Linked DNA regions of Homo sapiens: region 2 is linked to region 1. The links are chromatin loops, found by intact Hi-C in ENCODE. Cell type or tissue: HCT116. All regions are shown on one strand. Each heading gives the region's core, and the rest is flanking DNA. Links, peaks and the distances in the headings are about the cores only. Region 1 overlaps ZER1 (zyg-11 related cell cycle regulator). Region 2 overlaps PHYHD1 (phytanoyl-CoA dioxygenase domain containing 1).

Evidence for each region. Peaks named below come from ENCODE experiments on the same cell type or tissue, not always from the same donor. Only the 100,000 strongest peaks of a DNase experiment are listed, where the experiment ranks them.
Region 2: a loop joins it to region 1, with 11 times the contacts of the local background. A loop is called at or near these places in 10 of 110 quality-filtered maps.

Annotation. Positions count from the first base shown.
Region 1 is chr9:128,729,412-128,737,735 of GRCh38, forward strand. It overlaps ZER1 (zyg-11 related cell cycle regulator), which reads right to left. Exons shown (of 16, transcript NM_006336.4): 14 at 5,923-6,020; 15 at 4,015-4,117; 16 at 375-1,983. The coding sequence ends at 1,926. ZDHHC12-DT (ZDHHC12 divergent transcript) reads left to right here. Exons shown (of 2, transcript NR_046240.1): 2 at 3,431-3,832. Among named protein-coding and RNA genes, the nearest start is that of ZDHHC12-DT, 9.1 kb to the left of the region's middle. RefSeq lists enhancers at 1-156, 157-988, 2,782-3,282, 3,283-3,783. In HCT116, for the core only: CTCF peaks have their summits at 3,992 (motif pointing right) and 4,197; a DNase peak (open chromatin) is centred at 4,010; H3K27ac peaks cover 298 bases.
Region 2 is chr9:128,923,345-128,931,668 of GRCh38, forward strand. PHYHD1 (phytanoyl-CoA dioxygenase domain containing 1) reads left to right here. Exons shown (of 13, transcript NM_001100876.2): 4 at 3,694-3,852. Among named protein-coding and RNA genes, the nearest start is that of PHYHD1, 6.5 kb to the left of the region's middle. RefSeq lists a silencer at 7,966-8,260. In HCT116, for the core only: a CTCF peak has its summit at 4,765 (motif pointing left); a DNase peak (open chromatin) is centred at 4,757.

The DNA of each region.
Region 1 (8,324 bases), core at 257-8,256:
TGCCCACTCCCATCCACTGGCAGGAGGCACCTCCTCCGCTGCCTTCTCCCTGATGGTGGCACAGAGTTGTAATCTTCTATTTGCCATCTGTCTCCCCCATCAGGCTGAGCCATCTTAGGCAGGCACCCTGTTGGTCTGGTTGCCAGCTGTGTCCTCAGTGGGCACAGGGATGTGAAGAGAACACATAGGAAACAGGTACTCCAGCTCAGTCCCCTGCCACCTGTCCCCAGCCTGCAGCCCTTTAACCCACCAAACGCACCCCTCCCTACCACAGAACTACCTACACTGCAGCCCCCCTGCCAGGGGTGGCTCAAGCCCTGCTCCAGAGCCTGGAAGCCAGGCTAGCAATCCCCTCCACAAAAAAAGACGCTCTGTTTTCCATTTTGCACAAAAATGTATTTCTGTGACTTCCCAAAGTACAGACATTTCCCCAGGCCCCAGGGGGTAAAGCAATGAGGTGTGAAGTCTGCCAGGGTCTGGCCGGGGCCGCTGAGCGTGGGAAGGAAGGGAGCGCCGCATGCAGCCCATCTGCCAAGCTGGGGGAACACAGGGCTGCGCCCACTTCCCAGGGCCGGGAGGGAGAGGCTCCAGGAGAAAAAGGCCAGGTGTCTCTCCCAAAGCTGCTCACCCCTGCCGTCCTGCCTGGAGGCAGAAATGCTAGGAACACCTGAAAACAGGCCCGCGGGAGGAAAAGGGAAGAAAAAGCCATCACCCAAAGGCTGCCTCCAGGGTTAGCGCTGCTCCCCAGGCCCCTGCGCTCCACAAGTGTCCGATGAGAAGCAATGCAGTGTCCATCGATGGAGGAGCAAGAGAGCCGGCGCCTCTCAGGCTTCCAAGGTAAAGCCTAGGGCAGGGCGGGACCGCCAGGGAGGCCCAAGCGGCCACTGCAGGGCAGTCCGAGTGCTGGTCTGGAGGCGGCTGTGTGGCCGTTGTGGGTCAAAGGCTGTCATGGGACCTCTGCCTCTGAGAGGCGTGGGGTCCTCTGGGCAGCGGGGCAGGCTGGGAGGAGGAGGCAGGCTCAGTTCTGCTGGTGGGAGCGCCTGGGCAGTTGAGGGCTATGGAGCGAGGAAGCAAGCCCCTGGCCCCAGAAGATGCTAGCTTCCAGGGCTGAGGGCAGGTTCTGGATGTGTTTGGCAGAAGGGGCAGTGGAATCTGCCCCTGAGTTCTGACCATCCCTGGGCTGGGGCTTTCCACAGCCTGGGACCTGGTGGGAGACTAGGAGGCAGCCTCCATAGCAGCGTGGCCTCAGGCAGGCCTGGCTGGACAGCAGCAGGGCCACTGGGTGCCCTGCTCCTAGAGGGTCTTCAGGGGCAGGGCTGCCTGGACCTCAGCCTAGGAATGGCTCACTTTCCTGCCCCAGATGGCCCACAGCCGGGAGCACCAAGGCTTTTGGGAGACCCAGTGGGGTAAGTTCTAATCCCCAAACCCCATCAGCTGTGCCCGGGAGCCGAGATGGCGTTCTCAGGCAGGGGCAGTGGGTCAGGATGCTCGATACGCTGTCCAAGGCCTGCTCCTCTCATGAAAGGAAGCCAGGCCGGGATCTGAGTTTCCTGGACAAGGACTGGACACTCACAGCGTTATAGGCATTTAGTCTGGTTGGGGTAGGAGTGTGTGTGTCAGCGATGAAGGCTGAGTGGGTTTGAGAATGGCCAAGGAAGCTGCAAGGACTCAGGAGTGTTGCTTTTGTTTTTGCACAGAAATCATACACACAAAACTTCACACTTCCTAACCAAAAAAAAAATATATATATATAATATATATATATCTCACTAACATTAAGGAAAAGCGTCGGTTGTGCAAAAGTCCCCCATGTCTCTTCACTCCGTGGGAGGCTCCCTCGGAAGGGGCCCGCCCGCTGGGCTGCTTGAGCATGCTTCCTCCCCGCCTGTGGTCCAGAGCGGTGGCGGCCATGGGGACGGAGGCCTCTATCTAGACGTGTCCATGTTCTCCTCTTTAAAGTTACTGCAGTGCTCAATCACCTTGCTGGAGACAATGGGGGAGACAGGATTGGAGGGTGGGCTTGGGTGGGGGTGAGCCCAGCCCCTCCGAGATCATTAGGCAGCTGGGTAAACACGTGTTCATAGTGATGGTGATGCTGACCGAATGATGTGGACAGAGGGGCTGGCAGAGTGGCTGGCATGTGCAGGGGACTCAGGGAATGGCACCTGTGGCCGTGAATGCCATCACCAGCCATCCTCCGCTTCCTTCCTTTCCATGCCCCTCTTCTCCCACCCCCAGTCCCAGGGCATCTGTGGATAGGGGGTCCCCAAATCAGCTCAGGCCCGACCTCCAAAACCCTTTGGAAGTTTCTTTAGCGACCTCTTCTTCATTTTCCCTGCACACTAGACCCTTCTCTTTCCAGAAGTCCACCAGTGGTCCCCAAACTGACTGCACATCAGATTCCCCTAGAGGCCCGGATCCAGTGGCAGGTCCAGGGTCGGGCAGGGGCAGCTGTGCTCGCACAAGGGCCCCCACTACCCTGTGGCAGCCAGGGCTCAGCACTCCAGCTCAGATTTCGAGTCTCGCCCGCCCCAGCCTGACCCCTGCCACCCATCACTGTTGGTTGTCACCTTGGACCCCGGACAGCTTGCCCATTCAACACCAAGCCTGTGGTTTGGGGGCTTCACTGCAGCCTCTGTGTGTTAAAGGGATGCCCCAATACCTTTTAGGAAACAAATACCCAGAGTGGGAGAGAGGTCAGTGGACAGGCCGAGGGCCTTCTCCTAAGCATTGTCCAGGGTCATTTACTCCTTGCTGTCAGACAGGCCAGTGCCTCAGATTCCCATCACAGGCCTTGGAGAAATGTTCAAAGTGACTGTGGTAGGTAACTGGTCAGTCTTACCCAGTGCTTCTCAAATTTCCCGGGAATCCTTGTTAACCATGAAAATTCCAGGGCCACCTCCCACCTCCCGGATGTACTGGAAAAGAAAACCTAGGGGTGGGCCCCGTCCATTTATTTTTAAATTTTATTTTTTTGAGACAGAGTCTCGCTCTGTTGACCAGGCTGGAGTGCAGTGGCACCATCTCGGCTCACTGCAACCTCTGCCTCCTGGATTCAAGTGATTCTCCTGCCTCAGCCTCCCAAGTGGCTGGGATTACAGGCACGTACCACCACGCCGAGCTAATTTTTGTATTTTTAGTAGAGACGGGGTTTTACCATGTTAGCCAGGTCTCGAACTCCTGACCTCAAGTGATGCACCCACCTCAGCCTCCCAAAGTGCTAGGATTACAGGTGTGAGCCACTTCGCCTGGCCAGTAGCGCCTTTGGCCAGATATAATAGCAGAACCAGCTGACACTTCCCTCCCCTGGCCCAGGAAGTGGCTGGCTGAGGAGCCTCTGAGTTTCAGGCCCCTCCTCCATGTGAACTTTTGCTCTATACAGAGCCATGAAAAAGTGTGCTCGGGTCAGCTTGACTGTTCTCCCTTCTAGAATGAATCCTGGAGAAAACAAGGTCGTTCGACGATTTCGACACGTCGCATCCCTGAGAGTCTCTCGTGTCCTGATCAACTCGAGAACTGGAGGCGGTGACATTTTAGATGCTGCAGTGAAAGCCACAGAGCCACGGAAGGCCGAGACTCCACCATGTTTGTGATCTTCACATTCAGCAAACTCACTCGCACTCTGCCTCATCTTATCTCTAGAATGTATTTTACCACACTGTGTCCCTTCTTTAGTGGGAATGTCTTTGGCCAAAAATAATGAATAGTTCTGACCTGACTTGCTAATACCCAGTGATAAAAGGATGGAATTTGTTGGGAATAAAAGAAAACTAAGCTTACAAACGAGGGCCCTGATGCTCCGTTCCGAGCTTGGTCATCTAATTTCCAGCCACAATGTGGTCGAGATGACATTTGGAGAGGCCCCAGGTGGACATCAATACACTGTCAACCTCCATACTCAACTCTAAGCTGTCCCTGGGAATTTCAGCCATTCCTAACCTCCAGAGGGCGCCCGCTATGCCCTTACTCCCCTAAACCAAGGTTCCAGGCAGAAACACACTGCTGGTCTCTTACCGGGCCATTTCCTTGGTCTCCTGCCGTGCGGTCGCCATCTTAATTATGTCCCTCAGAAGGGGCATCCCCCCTTCTTTGATCAGCAGAGGGCAGTACTTGTCCGCTGTGGGATAGGAGCAGACAGCAGAGGATCAGGATGGGTCTTCTTATCAGCCCGAGGCCCAGAAACCCACCCTGTCTGTGAGGACTATCCTGGTGTCGGGGGTGTGAAGGCACAGCCCTTGGTGGGGGCAGTGCTAGAAATGGGGGCAAGACGTGGGCCCAGCCCCATGGGTGGGAGTTCTGCGTCCATGTAGGGGAGGCAAGAGGTGACTCCTTGGTTTGAAGTTGCTGCATTTATTTCCAGAGCTCATTCTTTTTTTTAAAAAAAAATTATATATATATATATATAAAATATATAATCTTAAAATATATATATATATGGCCGGGCACGGTGGCTCACGCCTGTAATCCCAGCACTTTGGGAGGCCGAGACGGGCGGATCACGAGGTCAGGAGATCGAGACCATCCTGGCTAACACGGTGAAACCCCGTCTCTACTAAAAATACAAAAATTAGCCAGGCATGGTGGCGGGCGCCTGTAGTCCCAGCTACACGGGAGGCTGAGGCAGGAGAATGGCGTGAACCCGGGAGGCGGAGCTTGCAGTGAGTCGAGATCGCGCCACTGCACTCCAGCCTGGGCGACAGAGCAAAACTCCGTCTCAAAAAAAAAAAAAAAAAATATATATATATATATATAAAATCTTAAAAAAAATATATATATATATATAATAGATATAATTTTTTTTTTGAGACAGAGTCTCACTCTGTCACCCAGGCTGGAGTGCAGTGGCACGATCTGAGCTCACTGCAACCTCTGCCTCCTGGGTTCAAACGATTATTTTGTCTCAGCCTCCCTAGTAGCTGGGACTACAGGCACGTGCCATCAAGCCCAGCTAATTTTTGTATTTTTAGTAGAGACGGGGTTTCACTATGTTGGCCAGGGTGGTCTCAAACTCTTGGCCTCAAATGATCTGCCCGTCTCAGCCTCCCAATGTGCTAGGATTACAGGCATGAGCCACTGCACCCGGACTAATTTTTTTTTTTTTAAGTAGAGACAGGGTTGCGCTGTGTTGCCTGTGCTGGTCTCAACCTCTTGGGCTCAAACAATCCTCCCACCTCAGCCTCCCTAAGTGCTGGGATTACAGGTGTGAGCCACTATGCCTGGCCTCCAGCGCTCATTCTATGGAAGATGTCACCCAAACCAGTGAAACCAGTGGCTCCTAAAGATGGTGATCCTTTGAGGAATTTCTGTAAAAATATAGATTTCTAAGCCCTGTCTCTGGATATTCTTTTTCAACAAATCCAAGGACTAAGATTTATCTGTATTTTTACCAGGTGATTCTGGTGACCTGCCAGGTTGGAACCAGCTGATGGTATGTGTTTTTTTTTTTTTTCATGCAGACAGCATGGAGACTTTTATTTTACTTCTGGAGATGGGGGTCTCACTATGTTGCTCAGGCCGGAGTGCAATGGCTATTCACAGGCATGATCATAGGTCATTGCAGCTGGAAACTCCAGACCTCAGGCAATTCTCCTGTCTCGGCCTCCTGAATAGCTGGTGTGCACCACTGAGCCCAGCAGGCATGGAGATTTTGGACTGTTCCTGCACATGGAAGCGGGAAGCATTAAGAAAGCTGTCTAGGAACTCTGCACAGGTATTTCGCCTGCCAGGCCTGCTTCTGGTGATGAGGCAGGAGTGAGCCCTTAAGCTGGGTGTCCCACAAACGCTGGAAAGTGGAGGGTTCTGCTCTGAGGCACAAAAGCTGACAGCAGCAATTAATGCCCCCCTCCTGGACTACAAACTCCCTGAGGGCACATCTGCTTTCAGCTGGATGAGTGTCTGAACCCAGGACAAGTTGGCACTCACGGTAGACAGACACGAGGTTATACAGGGCCCAGGTTGCCCAGTGCTGGCTGACAGGAGAGATTCCCTGGGGAAGGAGGCGGAGAATTGGTTCAAATGACCTGCAGGAAAAGAAATCAAGGTCACTGTGGATGCTGAGGGTGGGGAGTGTGTCTTTTCTTGTCTGAGGTTTCCTCCCACTGGAGAATCCTAGTGACCAACCATGATAGGCTGGCAGGATGCCAGGGAGAAGGGACAGCTGGCCCTGCATCCCACTGGCAGGCTGCACAACAAGGTTCCCTTGGAGAGGATAAAGGCACAAGCACATGAGGGAGGCACAAGGGACCCAGATTAGGAGGAGCAGAAAGCTGGAGACCTCAGCAAGGAGCAGAGACCCAGCCTGTGGGGAAGAGGGGAGAGGCACCCTGGGAACAGAAGCACGTGTGACCTGGTTTTTTTTTTTTTTTTTTTTTTTTTTTTTTTTGTGAGACGGAGTTTCGCTCTGTTGCCCAGGCTGGGGTGCACTGGTGCAATCTCCACTCACTGCAACCTCTGCCTCCTGGGTTCAAGCGATTCTCCTGCCTCAGCCTCCTGAGTAACTGAGACTACAGGGGTGTGCCACCACACCCAGCTAATTTTTGCATTTTTTTTTCTTTTGAGACAGAGTCTTGCTCTGTCGCTCAGGCTGGAGTGCAGTGGCATGATCTCGGCTCACTGCAAGCTCCGCCTCCCTGGTTCACGCCATTCTCCTGCCTCAGCCTCCCGAGTAGCTGGGACTACAGGCGCCTACCACCAAACCCGGCTAATTTTTTTGTATTTTTTAGTAGAGACGGGGTTTCACCGTGTTAGCCAGGATGGTCTCGATCTCCTGACCTCGTGATCCACCCACCTCAGCCTCCCAGAGTGCTGGGATTATAGGCGTGAGCCACCGCGCCCGGCCTAAATTTTGTATTTTTGGTAGAGACAGGGTTTCACTATGTTGGCCAGGTTGGTTTCGAACTCCTGACCTCAAGTGATCCACCTGCCTTGGCCTCCCAAAGTGCTGGGATTATAGGCGTGAACCACCATGTCCAGCCCTTTTTTCTTTGTTTTTTTTTTTTTTGAGACGGAGTCTCACTCTGTCGCCCAGGCTGGAGTTCAGTGGTGCAATCTCGGCTCACTGCAACCTCTGCCTCCTGGGTTCACATGATTCTCCTGCCTCAGCCTCCCGAGTAGCTGGGACTACAGGTGCATGCCACCATGCCCAGCTAATTTTTGGTTAGAGCATCATTTTGCTGTTGGCCAGGCTGGTCTTGAACTCCTGACCACCCGCCTTGGCCTCCCAAAGTGCTAGGATTACAGGCGTGAGCCACCATGCCTGGCCTTTTTTTTTTTTTTTTTGGAGAAAGGGTCTCGCTCTGCTGCCCAGGCTGGAGTGCAGTGGCATGATCACAGCTCACTGCAGCCTTGACCTTCCAGGCCATGCAAGTGTTCCTCCCACCTCAGCCTCCTGAGGAGCTGGGACTATAGGTGTGAGCCACCATGCCTGGCTAATTAAAAAAAAATTTTTTTTGGCCAGGTGCAATGGCTCACACCTGTAATCCTAGCACTTTGGGAGGCTGAGGGGGGTGGATTGCCTGAGCTCAGGAGTTTGAGACCAACCTGGGCAACACAGTGAAACCCCGTCTCCACTAAAGTACAAAAAATTAGTTGAGCATGGTAACGTGCACCTGTAATCCCAGCTACTCGGGAGGCTGAGACAGGAGAATCGCTTGAACCTGGGAGACGGGGGTTGCAGTGAGCCAAGATCACACCATTGCACTCCAGCCTGGGTGACAGTGCGAGACTCCGTCTCAAAAAAAAAATTTTTTTTTTTGTAGAGGTGAGGGCTCACTATATTGCCCAGGCTGGTTTCAAACTCCTGAGCTCAAGTGATCTTCCTGCCTTGGCCTCCCAAAGTGGCTGGGATTCTAGGTGTGAGCCACCGCATCCGGCCTGTGACTGCTCTTCTGACGAGGGCCTTCTGTGGGCCAGCCTGGAGTCATGGTCCAAAAGCCTGAAACACGTGTGTGCAAAACTCCTGGGCCAGCGATTCCGCTTCCTTTCTCCCCAAGAACTATAGTACTTGGCACACTGGCAACGCTACCAATGTCAGCCTGTTCCTCCCAGTATGGGTTTTCAACTGAAATGTCCATCTGTACAGGATGGCACAAAGAAAGTGACTCCGTCCTAAAATGACGAGGGAGATCCATGCCTGGTGATTGGCCAGTCAGTCACAAAACAGTAGGAATTGATGCCAGCTTGACTTAAAGTAATGAAATCTGTGCATAGAAACACTGCTGGAAGGAGACACACCAAAATGTCAACAGGAGTTCTCTTTCAGGGAGTGAGATTATGAACGATTCTTGTTTTCTTCTTCTTCTTTTTTTTTTGAGATGGAGTATCAC
Region 2 (8,324 bases), core at 242-8,241, 190 kb after region 1:
GGGACAACAAGGCATGAGCCACCGCGCCCAGCCTGCCAGCTTCAATAAAGGAGGCTGTACTGCTATCCCCGTTTGGTAGCCCGAGGGCCAGAGAAAGGAGGGCACTTACTTGGTCAAGTTCTCACAATGGCCAGATAATCATGTATAGCCAATCTTTGAGAGGAAATATGTTTCTACATGATTTTTATCAGCTATACTGTGTTCCAGATAGATAAACTATACTTTGTTAAACTAATCCCCTTGCGCTGAGCATTTAGATTACTCCCCACTTGGTTCTGTCATGAAACAAGGCTCAGTGAATATCCCCATATGTATATGTATATCTTTGATCCCCTATTGCGTAATCCTCCTAAAACAATTCCTAGCTGTGGCTCACGTCTGTAATCCCAATCCACTTTGTGATGCCAAGGTGGGAGGATCGCTTGTGCACAGGAGTTCAAGACCAGCTTGGGCAATATAGCAAGACTCCTTCTCTAAAAAAAAATAAAACTGGCCAGGCGCGGTGGCTCACCTCTGTAATCCCAGCACTTTGGGAGGCCAAGGCAGGCGGATCACCTGAGGTCAGGAGTTGGAGACTAGCCTGGCCAACATGGCGGAACCCTGTCTCTACTAAAAATACAAAAATTTAGCTGGGCGTGGTGGCGCACACCTGTAATCCTAGCTACTCAGAAGGCTGAGGCTGGAGAATCACTTGAACCCCGAAGGCAGAGTTTGCAGTGAGCTGAGATCATGCCACTGCACTCCAGCCTGGTCAACAGAACAAGACTGCGTCTCAAAAATAAAATAAACAGGCCGGGCGCAGTGGCTCATGCCTGTAATCCTAGCACTTTGGGAGGCCGAAGTGGGCGGATCACAAGGTCAGGAGATCAAGACCATCCTGGCTAACATGGTGAAACCCCGTCTCTACTAAAAAACACAAAAAAATTAGCTGGGCATGGTGGCGGGCGCCTGTAGTCCAAGCTACTCGGGAGGCTGAGGCAGGAGAATGGTGTGAACCCGGGAGGCGGAGCTTGCAGTGAGCTGAGATCGCGCCACTGCGCTCCAACCTGGGCAACAGAGTGAGACTCTGTCTCAGAATAAAGTAAAATAAAATAAAATAAACAATAAAATAAATAAAATTAGCCAGGCGTGGTGGTGTGCACCTGCAGTCCCAGCTACTCGGGAGACTGAGGCAGGAGGATTGATTGAGCCCAGAAGTTCAAGGCTGCAATGAGCTATGATCACATCACTACTCTCCAGCCTGGGTGACAGAGAGAGACCCTGTCTCTTAAAAAAAAAAAAAAAGAAGAAGGAAAGAAAAGAGAAAAGGGCTGGGTGCGGTGGCTCATGCCTGTAATCCCAGCATTTTGGGAGTCCGAAGTGAGTGGATCACCTGAGGTCAGGAGTTCGAGACCAGCCTGGCCAACATAGTGAAACCCCATCTCTACTAAAAATACAAAAATTAGCCAGGTGTGGTGGTGCATTCCTGTAATTCCAACTACTCGGGAGGCTGAGGCAGGAGAATCACTTAACCCTGAGAGGTAGAGGTTGCGATGAGCTGAGATCATGCCATTGCACTCCAGCCTGGGCAACAAGAGTGAGACTCCGTCTCAAAAAGAAAAAAAAGGAAAAAAAGAATTCCTAGCTGTATTTGTGTATTTACTGGATCAAGGGTATGTTGCACAGGTTGCTGTGGTTGGCCCAATTCCCAAGGAGGCAATTTTCAGCTTGATACTGATGTGATTAATTCCTAACATGCAGAGCTGAGGGGCCCATGGTGGGTGGTCATGAGTGGTGTGTGGAAGCCAGAACTGAGCATCCCATGGTGGCGGAAGGGGTGTCCTTAACCGGAAACTAGGCTCTTTGTGGGTGTGTGCAGTAAGTGACTTTCTTTTCTTTTTCTTTCTTTTTTTTTTTTTTGAGATGAAGTCTTGCTTGGTCTTCTAGGCTAGAGCGCAGTGGCGTGATCTCAGCTCACTGCAACTTCTGCTTGCTGAGTTCAAATGATTCTCCTGCCTCAGCCTCCCGAGTAGCTGGGATTACAGGTGCCCGCCACCGCACCTGGCTAATTTTTGTATTTTTAGTAGAGACAGGGTTTCACCTTGCTGGCCAGGCTAGTCTCCGACTCCTGACCTCAAGCAATCCACCCAGCTTGACTTCCCAAACTGTTGGGATTATAGGTGTGAGCCACCATGCCCAGCAGTAGGTGACTTTCAGTGTCCCTGTTGGGGCTAAAACTTGGTAACGCTCTGCAGGCAAATGTGCAGATATTCATTCCCTCCCTTTCTCTCTCAAGAGCCTCAGAATAAGAGGACCAGAGGCAAATCAGAAGAAGCCATCTACTTCCCCTCCCTGGCTGCCACTGCGCTCAGGATAGAATATAGCTCCCAGCCTGGCCCAGCCCCTGCCACCCTCCTGCCTCCTCTTCCACCCCTCCCCTCACTCTGCCCTATCCATTCCCAATTCCTTATGTTCCTCCCAAATTCAGGGGCTTCCCATATCCTGCTCCCTCTGTCTGGAATGCCCTTCCCTTATCCTGCTGGTCCCCTCTTGAAATGTCACTCCCTCAGCGCTGCTGCTCCCAGACCCTTCTCCTTCCCAGCCAGCTTACGCTAGCTGCTTCTGCCTTCAGCACTCACACTCATCCTCTCTCTCTGGCACGAAGTTTGTGACAGTAAATTTACCTGTGTGGTTAGTGTAATGCCGGTCTCTTTCACTAGACTGTAGACACCATGAGGGCAGGCATCATGGCTGGCTTGCTTATAGCCATACTTTTAGCTCCTAAAACCGTGTCTCAGACACAGTAGATGCTCAATCAATATTGGCTGAATACATGAATAAGGTTGTGTTTCCAGGTGACCCAAGCCTGGAGGGGAAGGGCAGGGACAACTTTCCCTTGCCGCTCCTTTTTCTTTTCTTTTTTTGAGACGGAGTTTCGCTTTTGTTGCCCAGGCTGGAATGCAATGGCATGATCTCGGCTCACTGCAACCTCCACCTCCTGGGTTCAAGCTATTCTCCTGCCTCCAAGCTATTCTCCTGCCTCAGCCTCCCGAGGAGCTGGGATTACACAGGCATGCGCCACCACACCTGGCCAAGTTTTTGTATTTTTAGTAGAGATGGGGTTTCACCATGTTGGTCAGGCTGGTCTGGAACTCCCGACCTTAAGTGATCCTCCCAAAGTGCTGGGATTACAGGCGTGAGCCACTGTGCCCAGCTTCCTTTTTCTTTTTCTTTCTTTTTTTTTTTTTTTTTTCGAGGTGGAGTCTCATCTGTTGCTCAGGCTGGAGTGCAGTGGTGAGATCTCGGCTCACTGCAACCTCCGCCTCCTGGGTTCAAGTGATTCTCCTGCCTCAGCCTCCCAAGTAGCTGGGACTACAGGCATGCACCACCATGCCCAGCTAACCATGCCCTGGCTGGTTTGAGACCAGCCAGGATGGTCTCAAACTCATGACCTCAAGTTATTGCCCGCCTCAGCCTCTCAAAGTGCTGGGATTAGAGGCATGAGCCACTGCACCCGGCCTCACTACTTGTTCTTCCATTCAAGCAGCCAATATTGATTGCTCTTTGCTGGGTGCCAGACTCCATGCCTGGGGTTGGGGACAGGGCAGCAAACAAGATACCTGGTCCCACCTTCACACAGCTGCAAGGTTGAGGGAAGGGTCAGACAGGAGCATTTGCAGACTGGGGAAGCCTGAGTCTCAAGCCTGCCTGCAGTTCCAACAGGATGGATTCCTGGTGCTGGAAGGATTCTTGTCTGCGGAAGAGTGTGTGGCCATGCAACAAAGGATTGGCGAGATAGTGGCTGAAATGGATGTTCCTCTCCACTGCCGCACAGAATTCTCCACCCAGGAAGAGGAGCAGCTTCGAGCCCAGGTAGGTGTCTGGGGCACATGAGGATGGGATGTGGCTTTTGAGGGAGGGCTTGGTCCCCGGCCAGAGCAGCATCGTGGAAGGGAGGATCCCAAGGCTCCAGGGTGTCAGGCCAAGCCCCTTACACACCTTTCCCTCGCTCCTCACTGGGAAGTTATCAAGTAGGCTTTATTGTCCTTTTTTTTTTTCTTTTTTCTTTTAAAACAGAATCTCACTCTGTTGCTCAGTCTGGAATTCAGTGGCGCGATCTCAGCTCACTGCAACCTCCGCCTCCCGGGTTCAAGTGATTCTCCTGCCTCAGCCTCCTGAGTAGCTGCACTTACAGGCATGCGCCACCAGGCCCGGCTAATTTTTGTATTTTTAGTAGAGACAGGGTTTCATCATGTTGGTCAGGCTGGTCTTGAACTCCTGATCTCCAGGTGATCCACCAGCCTCAGTCTCCCAAAGTGCTGAAATTACAGGCTATTATTATCCCCCCATTAGACAGTTGGGGAAAATTAGGTTCAGATCACTTGCCCCAAGCCACACAGTTAGTAGTGGACAGAGTCAGGATTTCAACCCAGATCTGTCTGATACCAAGTCCCTGCTGTTCCCAGCTTGGCTTTACTTTCTGTTTTCCGGCTGTTCTCTGGTCACCGAAGGCCACTTTGTGGCCAGCCACCTGGAATGAGCACAGTGGTCTGGATGACCCCCACCTGTGTAACTATCCCCCATGAGACTAGGAACTCAGATTTTCTCCCCCCAGTGACCGAATAGGTCACATGATAGGACCCAGTACAGTTTGCAATGGGTAAATTGAAGACTCTGGGGTCTCCCACACCGTTCTCTTGACCCTTCCTAGTCAGAGTTTATTATGAGCCTGCTTGCGCCTGGGCCAGGTGAGATCCTGGCACTCACGCCGAGGAGCACCTGCCATCTGGTGGGCATTAGCAGAAATACAACAGCCGGAAGCCATCCCAGGGAATGGGAAGAATGGGGTCTTGAGAAGGAAAAAGAACCAGTTAAGGAATGACAGTTTCTTCCAAAAAGCTGGTCTCATTTGCTGCACAGCTGCCTTCCATTCGGGGGGATACTGGGGGAAGCAGAGACAGCTCCTGCAGCCAGAGACAGGCAGGCCACTCAAGGGTTCCTAGGAGTAAGAAGGGCCGAATCCTGTGCCCTCCAAGCTGCCTTCAGAGACTAATGGGTTGTGGGGTGGGAAGAAAGTGAGAATAAAGCTGATATATTGGCCGGGCGCAGTGACTCACGCCTGTAATCCCAGCACTTTGGGAGGCCGAGGTGGGTGGATCATCTGAGGTCAGGAGTTTGAGACTAGCCTGGCCAACATGGTGAAACCCTGTTTCTACTAAAAATACAAAAATTAGCTGGGCCAGGTGATGCATACCTGTAATCCCAGCTACTTGGGAGGCTGAGACAGGAGAATCGCTTGAACCCAGGAAGTGGAGGTTGCAGTGGGCCAAGATCATGCCACTGCACTCCAGCCTGGGCAACAGAGCAAGAATCCTGTCTCAAAAAAAAACAAAAACAAAAACAAAAAACTGATATATCTTGGTTTATAATGCATGCAAAGAAAAGAGCTTGGCATGGTGCCCAGCACTCAGTAACATCCTCAATATTCACTCTTGATACTGTGAGAAAAAAAAAGATCAGTGGGCGTCCTGTTTCATTTTCTTGGGTTACCTCCAGCTTTCCTTGTTTGAGTTATTTTACAACACTGTAAGTTGGATAAAACTGATAATAATGCACATGATACTTGTCCAAGTAGGGGGTCAGTACCACTCTGTTCCAATCACGTTACCATGAACTGGGTCCTGGGGAATGCAATTATTGCCCTGTGGATAGAACAGTTGGGCAGCTGGGTGTGGTGGCTCATGCCTGTAATCCCAGCAGTTTGGGAGGCCAAGCAGGGAGGATCGCTTGAGCCCAGGAATTCGCAAACAGCCTGGTCAACAAAGTGAGACCTGTCTCTACAAAAAAATTTTTTTAAATTAGCTGGGCATGGTGGTATATGCCTGTGGTCCCAGCTACATGGGAGGCTGAGGCAGAAGGATCACTTGGGGCCAGGAGGTTGAGGCTGCAGTGAGCTATAATCATGCCACTGCACTCCAGTCTGGGTGGGTGATAAAGAAAGACCCTGTCTCAAAAAAACAAAACAAAACAAAAAACAGTTTGCATCTATCTCTAAATTCATTTCAAGGGCCAGGAGTGGTGGCTTATACCTGTAATCCCAGCACTTTGGGAGGCTGAAACAGGCAGATCGCTGGAGGTCAAGGGTTCAAGACTAGCCTAGGGAACATGGTGAAACCCGGTCTCTACCAAAAATACAAAAATTAGCTGGGCATGGTGGCAGGCGCCGGCGGTCCCAGCTACTTGGGTGGCTGAGGCAGGAGAATCGCCTGAACCCTGAAGGGAGAGTTTGCAGTGAGCTGAGATTGTGCCACTGCACTCCAGCCTGGGTGACAGAGCGAGATTCTATCTCAAAAAAAAAAAAATTCATTTCAGTTTCCTTAGTATCTACATACGTGTGTGTGTAATTCTTGGAATTCTCCTTTGAACCAGTTGTAACATCTTACTGGTTCCCTCATGAAATAACGAATTCAGTAAAATATTTGACATATGCTTAGCATCATTACCTTTAATATTTTTACCATCCAGGCATGGTGGCTCAAGCCTATAATCCTAGCACTTTGCAAGGCCAAGGCAGTGGACAAATCACTTGAGCTCAGGAGTTTGAGACCAGCCTGGGCAACATGGTGAAACCCTGTCTCTACAAAAAATACAAAAAAAAAAAAAATTAGTCGTGGCCGGGCATGGTGGCTCATACCCGTAATCCCAGCACTTTGGGAGGCCAAGGCAGGCAGATCATTTGAGCCCAGGAGTTCAACACCAGCCTGAGCAACATGGCAAAACCCCATCTCTACCAAAAATCCAAGAAAATTAGTTGAGAGTGGTGATGCACGTGTGTAATCCTGGCTACTTGGGAGGCTGAGACAGGAGGATAGCTTGAACCCAGGAGATGGAGGTTGCAGTGAGCCAAGATTGCGCCACTGGACTCCAGCCTGGGGGACAGAGTGAAACCCTGTCTCAAAAAAAAAAAAAAAATTAGGCATGGTGGTGTGAACTTGTAGTTCTAGCTACTTAGGAGGCTGAGGTGGAAGGATCACCTGAGCTCAGGAAGTCAAGGCTACAGTGAGCCGTGATCCCATTGCACCATTCACTCCAGCCTGGCCAACAAAATGAGACACTGTCTTTTTAAAAAAAAAAAAACAAACCCTGGCATGGTGGCTCATGCCTGTAATCCCAGCACTTTGGGAGGCTGAGGTGGGCAGATCACCTGAGGTCAGGAGTTCAAGACCAGCCTGACCAACATGGAGGTTGAGGTGAGCCAAGATCGCGCTAATGCACTCCAGCCTGGGCAAGAGTGAACCTCCGTCTCAAAAAAAAAAAGAAAAAAACAAACAAAAAAAGCACCTCGGCCGGGTGCAGTGGCTTACGCCTGTAACCCCAGCACTTTGGGAGGCCGAGGCGGGGGGATCACAAGGTCAGGAGATCGAGACCATCCTGGCTAACACAGTGAAACCCCATCTCTACTAAAAATACAAAAAATTAGCTGGGTGTGGTGGCGGGCACCTGTAGTCCCAGCTACTCGGGAGGCTGAGGCAGAAGAATGGCGTGAACCCGGGAGGCGGAGCTTGCAGTGAGCCGAGATTGGGTCACTGCACTCCAGCCTGGGCGACAGAGCGAGACTCTGTCTCAAAAAAAAAAAAAAAAAGGCACCTCAATTTCTTCTTCTATAAAATGGAGATTATAGTAGACCCTACCTCTCTGGGTTTTGGGAGGCTGAGTAAGATAACACATGTACAGGCATGTCTCAGAGATAATTCAGGTTTGGTTCCAGACCACTGCAATAGAGCCAGGATTTTTTTGTTTTGTTTGAGATATATTTTCGCTCCTGTCATGCAGGCTGGAGTGCAGTGGCGTGATCTCAGCTCACTGCAATCTCCACCTCCTGGATTCAAGTGATTCTCCTTCCTCAGCCTCCAGAGTAGCTGGGATTACAGGCGTGTGCCACCACGTCCTGCTAATTTTTGGATTTTTATTAGAGACGTGGTTTCACCATGTTGGCCAGGCTGTCTCGAACTCCTGACCTTAGGTGATCCACCCGCCTTGGCCTCCCAAAGTGCTAGGATTACAAGCATGAGCCACAGCACCCATCCTAGAGCCAGGATTTAAACCCAAGGATTTCAGCTCCAGAATCTGTGTCCTAACTGCTATAAGATTCAGCCTCTGGCTGAAGCCTCCAAGAATTGAGGAGGTCAGTTTTTTGTTTTTCTTTTTCTTTTTTTTTTGAGACGGAGTCTCGCTCTGTCACCCAAGCTGGAGTGCAGTGGCGCGATCTCGGCTCACTGCAAGCTCCGCCTCCTGGGCTCACGCCATTCTCCTGCCTCAGCCTCTGGAGTAGCTGAGACTACAGG